Linked DNA regions of Homo sapiens: region 1 is linked to region 2. The links are chromatin loops, found by intact Hi-C in ENCODE. Cell type or tissue: GM12878. All regions are shown on one strand.

Region 1 (4,000 bases), 820 kb before region 2:
AGGCTATTACAAGAAAGAAAATTTGGTGAAAGATGCCCAATGCATTGGGAAAGATGAAATGCCTCTTTCCATACATATGAGTTTTATCCAGCTAGAAATAGACTGTTTAAATAACTTTCTTAATTAAATAAAGAGGATATTTTAAAGTTAGATCTGGAAAACCCTCATACCTCCAGCGCATGGTTTCAATGAAATATCCCTTAACATGAAAATATAGACAGTTAGTTTTTTCTTCCAAAGTGAAATGCTGAGAGGCTTCCATTCCTGGTTTATTATGCTTTCTGTATCTCTGCTCATTTTTCACCAGTATTGCATTAAGTATTGATATTGATTTCTTGTAAATGGAACTGAAATAGATGGCCCACAGTTTTTGTTATTGTTCGGTGGCACTTGTATGTAATTTATTATGGCTGTAATGGAGGCTGCCCCTCGCTGCCACGGCTTAAATTAAATGTGCCACACTCTGGCCTCTGCTTGTCACCGGCATCTCTCATTTGATAGCAAAAATTATTATGTATAAAGTTTCTCTTTCCTTCTCACCCCTTCCATAAGAAACAATAACTGTGCCCTTTGTATTGTTTTGAAAGTTTGTGTTGATGACGTCCATCATTAGTGAAAAATATGAAAGTAGGAAGGGAGAGGACAATTTCCTCCTGGCAGCTGGGTTCTGTTTGGTTTCTGGGAGGCCTGGCAGACAGGAGACCTGGAGTCCTGGCCTGGTTTTACTTCAACTCAATGGAGTGACCTTGGGCTAGTCCCCTTCTCCTTCTGACTGTGGTTTTGTGAAGATGCATCCATGGCTCACGTATGTGCAGGGCTCCAATGACAGCCCCTGCAGTCCAGGGCCAGGGAGCTAAGGTGCCCTTTGTCTGTGTGTTTTCCCTGTAGGGAGTGCCCCAGGATAAGCTGGTGAGATGGCAGGGTGGCACCTGAGTGGGCTTGGGCACCAGGCTGTCATGGCTGAGGACATCTGAAGGCAAAATTGCCTGGGGACAAGCAGCTTTGGGTGTCCCATCCAAGGTGCAGTGCAGGTCCACAGAGAGGAGGCACATCTTGAAGCCAGAGAGTGGCCCCCTCCACAACAGGAAAGGGCAAAGCAAGGACAAGGGGAAAGTGTCCTGGCAAAAAAACAAAAACAAAAACAAAACAAAAAAAACACACAACCCAAAACTGGAAATTCTCTTTCTCTTTCAGTTGAACCTCTTGGCTGGGCCAGTACCCGAAAAGCCACACCGAATAATCTTGGGGAATAGCTGTGCGACCATCCTTTCCCAGCATGCTCAGGATTCTGCAAATGTCCTCTGCCTTCTCTAAGGCCCCCATCTCCCTTTCAGGGTTCTGTAGCGTGTGTTCAACTTCTGGCCTGTGTCTTTCACTGTGTCGGGGTATTTTTAGGGGGATAGAATAGGGTGAGAAGCAACAGGAACTATCATGACTGGGGGGAATAGGCAGGCCCAGTATTAACGTGGCGTGTGTGTGTGTGTGTGTGTGTGTGTGTGTGTGTGTGTGTGTGTATTTGTGTGAATGTGTGCATGTGTGTGTTTGTGTTTGTGCATAGCACCTCAAGTGTAGGCATCTTTATTCCCAAGACAGCCCTTGCCAAAGACAGGGTCAAGTCACATGCTCTTAGACCTGATAATTCTGCTTATGTGATTTTCACTTCAAATGATTTCCTGTTAGGCATAAAGGTTTCTACTAAAGAAAAATTTAAGGTCCTCACACAAGCCACTTCTGCTCCTCCACTTCTTAAAGAACCAAGTTAGATTTTAGTGCATTCAGCATGGGGCAAAACAGTGTCTATTAATTAGACTTTCATTTCTATTGACAATGGGGCCTACAGGCCTTGCACTGAGGTGGACACAGACCTTTTGTGGTGCCCTGTTGATCCTGGTTCTGCTCGTGGAAAATTAGGCCTGATTGCCCTATGAAGGCCCCTTCTCTAGTTTCCCTCTCTCACCTGCTAAGTCTCCATTCTTCCTCTAACTGCTTTAAATAGGTCAGCTGAGTTTCATTCTTACAGTCATCAGGCCTTTGGTGAAGGCATCTGTGCTCTTGCTGAAGTCTGCAACATTTCCCAACATGCAGGCCAAGGGCCCTTCTCTTTCGGTCTGACCACTTGTCTGTTCATGCATGCATGCTTTCATTCATTCAGAAAATGTGTCAAGAAAAGAGCACATGATTTGGAGGCAGACGTAATTCAGTGGTGTGCCGGAGTGGGATATTTCCAGCTTGCAAAAGCGGATTGCTAAATTTGTAAGTGTTTTGCAGCTGGTTTTTAAACATATATTAAAAATGAAATTGTAGAAAATTGCAATTAAATAAATTATATCAAAAACAGAAAATAAATACTCAAAACTCATCATTTTCTAATTATTTTATAACATTGTATTACCATCTGTATCAGAGGTTTCCAAAGTTTTTCTATGAAAGTGCAGATAGTAAGTATTTTAGGCTTTCTTGTCTCTGACACACTATTCAGGTCTGCTGTTTTAAGGTAAAAGGAGCCACAGACAATGCATCAAAGAATGGGCATGGCTGTACTCCTGTAAAACTATTTATAAACATGTAGCACTAGATTTGGCCCATAGCCCAGGTCAAGTTTGCCAACTCTTGATCTATGCTTTTGAGGTTATTTATGTCTGTAATATCCTTCTGGTGGAAATACTGTATAATGGTTGCTCCCCAACTCTGCCTTCCATGAGCTCATGCTGGCAGCTTGGAATCAGCCATGGTGGGAGTATTTACACCACAGAAATTGGCAAACACTAACAATCAGTTCTCTTTTCCCAGAGAACTGGCTAAACATTCACGGGGACACCACTGGGTGCGTCTGAGTCTTGACTCCGTGTTATATTAGCTCTGTGGCCTTAGGCACATGATTTACTTTCTGAGCTTTAGTTACCTTCAATAAAGGCAGAGACTGTGCCTATCCCAGAGCACTGGCAGGGGCTGAAGTGACACAATGTGACCTAACGCGTGTAAAGCACACAGCCATGGGGCCTGGTTTAAGGGGGATTCACAGTTGAGACAAGAACTGGCTCTGGCCTCAGGAATTCTCAGGGTCCCGGAGGGAGAAGGTATAGCTCAACCATAGAACGTAAAAGAAAGAATCATAACCTGCAGTGGAAAGATCTGATCAGCCACTCTCCAACCTGGGGACTTCTGACAGCTGATTCTTGGGCCTCAGAGCTATGGTTTCAATCTCAACCACGACCCTCCAGGCAAGCCCTCTGCAACCCAGCTCCTGCCTCCACTTCCCACTGCTGACCCGACCACACACCCCGAGACCCTTCGCCCTTCCTGATGCACAGTCACGCCCTACAGTCCTTGTTCCCACTACCCCCCTCTTCCTGCGCCTCCCGTCCCTGCCCTTGTCTCTGGACTCAGCTCACAGGCAGCCTCCCTCCGTAGCTTCTCAGCCACTCCCAGATAGATCTCCCCATCTACAGGCTTCTATATCCTTGAGAGGGGATTCCAGCTCTTCCCCGTGGCCTGTGAGGCCCTGCACGCTCTGGACCCCTAGGAATGAATCATGTTTGGTATTTTCTATATTTTATGATGCTTTGACATCTTGGGGACCTTACTGGCCAGAAAGCAAATTGCCTGCAAGCCCACCACCACTCACATGTAACCAACCAGTCCAGGGCCCATTCTCCACTCACCTTCTCTATCTCACTCACACACTAACCAATATTTCCCCTGCCCTAAACCACCCCTGAACCAGATACCGAGCATCTAGAGACCACCCCAGAGTCCAGAGGTCCCCCAACACGATTCAGACTAGCTGGTCCTGGGCTGTTTCCTCTGCCTGGCCTGGCCTTTCCTGAGGAAACCACAATGAGGGCTCTGCTGGCCTAGGCTTCTGCCTCACTCTTTGTGTCTTGGCCCTGTCCAGTCCTTCACCTCGTGGTTCTCTCTCTTGTCACTCAATTGCCTCTATAAATTAAATCTGGGGTACAATCCTGAGACACCCTCCATCATCTCCCCAGCCTCCTCTCCT
Region 2 (4,000 bases):
CTCATCTTCCATCCCACGTACCTAGTCACAACACACCGCCCCATTGGTGCCGGCTAGTATGCCCTGAACCAGAACAGGGGGAGGAGGGCAGTCTTTGACCAGGATGGTGCCATGCGATGATCCTGTGGCCAAGTGGGCACTTTGACCTTTGCTCCCTCCTCCTGCATCCTTCCAGTCAGTGGCCACCCAATTTCTGCCCAGGGACCCTTCTGTCCTCCTCCCTGTCCCCCTCTGGGACGCCTGCTCCTTCTCTCTGCCCCTCCTCCACTCTTTCTCCCCCGCCATCTCCCTGCCTTACAGAAATTGCTATTTCCTTATGCATCAACTCAAACAACACCAATTATGACTTCACCCAGGAAAACAGTACTGGATGGAACCCGTGGCCGCTCGTGATGGTAGAAGCTGCGATTAGTAGTTTGATATGGACGAAAAGTGATTTAAGAAGCAAATCTCTGCTGTAAGATTCTAAATGCAAAAAAAAAAAAAATTGATCCCTATGAAAATAATTTCAGCAAAATGGAAATGGAAACATCAGGAATGGCTTAACTGCGCTGTATAGAAAATTGATAGAGGGATTACATCAGCTTAATGGGGTCCCCGCTGGAATTCTGATACTTTCTAGATGAAAACTCATCACTGTTGGGTAATTCTGGTTAAAATGCTGACATTCAAAATGACTTTGGGGTCAAAATATCCACAGAAGCAAAAGAGTTAGGTCAAATGTCCCAATCTCTGACCAAGGAGTTAAGGTTTTATACTTAGTAGCCCCAACAGAAGTAGGGGATGAGATGAAGCAGTGTCCCTAAAGACAAAGTGGAGGAGGTGGGAATAATTCCAGAAAAACAGTGGAGAGAAGGAGCTGGATTACAGACACAAATGCTGAGCTTCCCGCCTGACTCCCTGCTGAGGCATGGGTGCCTCTCGGTCCCTGCAGGCTCGATCCCTGCAGATCTCTGCAGATCGTATCCATGATGGGGAAGGCCCCCTTCCGCCCTCTGCCAGCCCTGCACCCAGCTTCTGCAGCCCAGGGGCTCCCACCTACCACGTGGTGGCCTGAAGCCCCCACCAAAGTCCCAGCAGCCTCATGCCAAACTGACTTCTGTGAGTCCCAAACACAAACAGAAAGCAAAAGTGCTTAGCAAGTGCTATTTTTTCTAAATGACATTTATTGTTTTTGTTTTTCTAACCACAATATAGTGTAGTCTGAGGCAGAAGCTTTGGAAGAGGCAGAAAAGAGAAGGAAAAGTATCCACTCCAGCCCCCTGCTCATGGAGGAGCGCCGCTGACCACGTGGAGCCTGGCACCTGCGCATCTGGAAGGAAGGGCAGGCCCCGGAACCTGCGGTCATAATCGTGCCTGTGGGAGAGCCCAGCCAAGGAGAGGGCTCCCTTCCAGCTCCTTGCCAGGACACACAGCCCTAAGTGTGTCCTGGGCTGCTCAGAGCTGCCATTCCCACCTGTGACGTAGGGGCCACATGCTGGCTTCAGGAGGGCGGTGAAGACCTGGGGCTGCGGAGACGAATGGAGCCCCCCACAGTGGTTCTCCAGCATAACCTTCTGAGCTTCATTCTCCCCATGGGGAAAATCAGAGTAACCATCCCACAGGGCTGCTGGGAGGTGAAATGAGCGATTTCCAGGCCTGTGTTTGTGTCCTCCTGGCAAGCACCCTATCAGGCCAGGATGCTTGTCATTTCCACTTTACAGATAAAGGAAATGAGGCCGGGGGCATAAGTTATCCCTGACCAAGACCTCACGGCTAGGAAGTAATAGGACTGGGACTCACACCTCAGCTTGTGAGAGCCTGGAGCTCTCTTAACCATGTGGCTACCCAGTGGGAGGGAGAGGAGGAGGCTTCCCTCACTGAGGAGAGAGGAACCACATGGCCCTATCACCAACCAAGTCACTCTCTGGGGACCATGGCATTCCCTCTCGAGGAGCCCCCAAAGTCAGCAGCGCTTCATTCATCCTTCCATACATTCTAACTTCCAAGTCTCCAGAAAGAACGAGATGAGTCATTTCTGACCAGGGAAACCTAACAGTTAAAAAGGGGCCTGTTTCTCTTCCAGTTTCCAGGTGCGAGGGTCAGAGGATGTGGTCAGAAAGGACTTTTTTAAAAAGTATTCTACGTGTCACTGGTTACCGCACACTGCCAGGGCTGCACGTTGAGTCGGATGTCCACACCTACATGGTCCCCTAGGACTCCTCCCAAAACACAAGGGGCCCCTGGGCCCCTGGCCAGAGCCCCCCGTCGCCCAGCCCCTCACTCCCCAGGCTGCACAAACATTTGTCTTTCCAAATCAGGAAGCTGCCCTCCGCCGCCTTTCAGAAGCAAAGTAAAAACAGCTGCTATTTTTGAAAGGGTATTTTTGTAAAACAATCTCTGGTTTCCTTCAGGAATTTCAACCCCAGAGCCCCCTTGGTGATGTGGTTTCTGTAGGAGTGAACATACATCCGACCGCGCAGGCAGGGGGACTGCCGCTCGCTGTCCCCTCCACCTCTCCGCCGAGGCATGCCCGGTGTCCAGCAACCCTCACAGCCCCAGTCATCCACTCAAGTCCATTTTCACCAGCATCTCTTAGCCCCTGCTTTCTGTCAGAAGATGCAGGGACTCCAAGATACAGAGAAGTGGGTCTCTGCCCCTCAGGGGCTCACAGCCCAGGACAGACACACAGATCAGCATCTGCGATGCACCGCGGTCTCTTGTATATTTCATGCAGCCTCTCACGCCTTGTCTGTCGGGGTCCCTGCACACTGGGCACCACAACCAAGCCTTGAGGAGGAGTTGGCCCAGTTCCAGCAGCCCTCAGGCTGCTCACAGTCCAGTGGGGAGGCCTGAGCGTAGGGCCAGGTGGCCCAGGGAAGGGGGGGATTCACAGATTCACCCTGTGTAGGGCCCAAAGGGAAGCCTCATGGGGTCAGGGTATTTGCATGAATGGACGCAGCTGAGTTCACCAGGCGTCCAGGCAAGGAAACAGCAGGACAGAAAACATCAAGAGCTCTGGGCAGTTTAGCTTGTCTGGGAGTGGGGGCAGTGGGCCCAAGGCGTGTTGGTGGGAATTACCGAGGACGCCATTTGAAAAGGGTAAGTATTGCCCTCCCTCCCACTGCTGGAGGCGCTTGGAGGCTTCCACCTTGAGCTCCGTAGTCAGGAGACCTCAGCATCTTGTGAGGCATGAGCTGTAACAGGGAGTGTGTTCAGGGCGCCGCCCCCCAAGCCCCAGGCAGCCAGGATTTGCCCATTTTCAGAGCTTCATCATAGCAACTCCTAAACATACTGAGTGCTTAATTTATGCAAAGCACTGTTCCAAGCTCATAAGTCACAGAGCTGGGATTCAAGCCCAGGGAGCCCATTACCTGAGCCTGTATCAATAACCCAGGCAGGCCTTGCAGGGGGTTCAGGGAGCTCCTGAGAGTGACTTTCAGGCAGCTCGCTGTCCTGGCCAGAGCTAGTCCATCCCATCCCAGCCTCGGATGAAGAGCAAACCCTGAGGCAAGAGAGGATTGGGGGAGATTGACGACGATGCAGCTGGCTGCCAGCAACATCCCTGGCACCTAACATGCATTAAAGCTCATTATGTGCCAGGTTTCGTGCGAAACCTTGTAACTGCATTAGCACATTTATCCCTCAATCCTATGAGGTGAGAACCACTTTATCCCCATTTTACAGTGGAGGGAACGGAAGCCAAAAGCAATTAGGTTTCCTGCCTGGAGTCACAAAGCAGTCAAGGCTGGGCCAGGAGTCCAACCCAGGTGGTGTGACAGGCAGTCCGGACACTCTCCCGGCCACTTGGGCATCCTTGCACAGCTGAAGAGCCTGGACAGTAAGGGGAGGTACCACGCAAGGGCAGTGATGACAGGGCACAGCATAACCCTGCACCCCCTTACCCAGGCCTCTTTATAGATGCCCAGATTTGGGGCAGAACTGCCTGGCTGACTTTCCTGCATCAGTGACATTTGACACCTGACCTGGGAGGTTTTGAAGTGAGGAAAACTGATGACAC

Evidence for each region. Hi-C counts contacts between places; a loop is a spot of excess contacts. Peaks named below come from ENCODE experiments on the same cell type or tissue, not always from the same donor. Only the 100,000 strongest peaks of a DNase experiment are listed, where the experiment ranks them.
Region 1: it touches region 2 in a loop (9-fold over the local background); 1 of 110 quality-filtered maps calls a loop at or near these places.

Annotation. Positions count from the first base shown.
Region 1 is chr10:123,396,353-123,400,352 of GRCh38, forward strand. The region is part of intron 6 of LINC02641 (long intergenic non-protein coding RNA 2641); the gene reads left to right. Among named protein-coding and RNA genes, the nearest start is that of LINC02641, 50 kb to the left of the region's middle. RefSeq lists an enhancer at 1,733-2,042. In GM12878, no CTCF peak of the experiment used is centred here; a DNase peak (open chromatin) is centred at 1,989; H3K27ac peaks cover 3,890 bases.
Region 2 is chr10:124,219,709-124,223,708 of GRCh38, forward strand. No RefSeq gene overlaps it. Among named protein-coding and RNA genes, the nearest start is that of CHST15, 130 kb to the left of the region's middle. RefSeq lists enhancers at 1,775-1,874, 1,885-2,064. In GM12878, no CTCF peak of the experiment used is centred here; a DNase peak (open chromatin) is centred at 2,083; H3K4me3 peaks cover 787 bases; H3K27ac peaks cover 1,793 bases.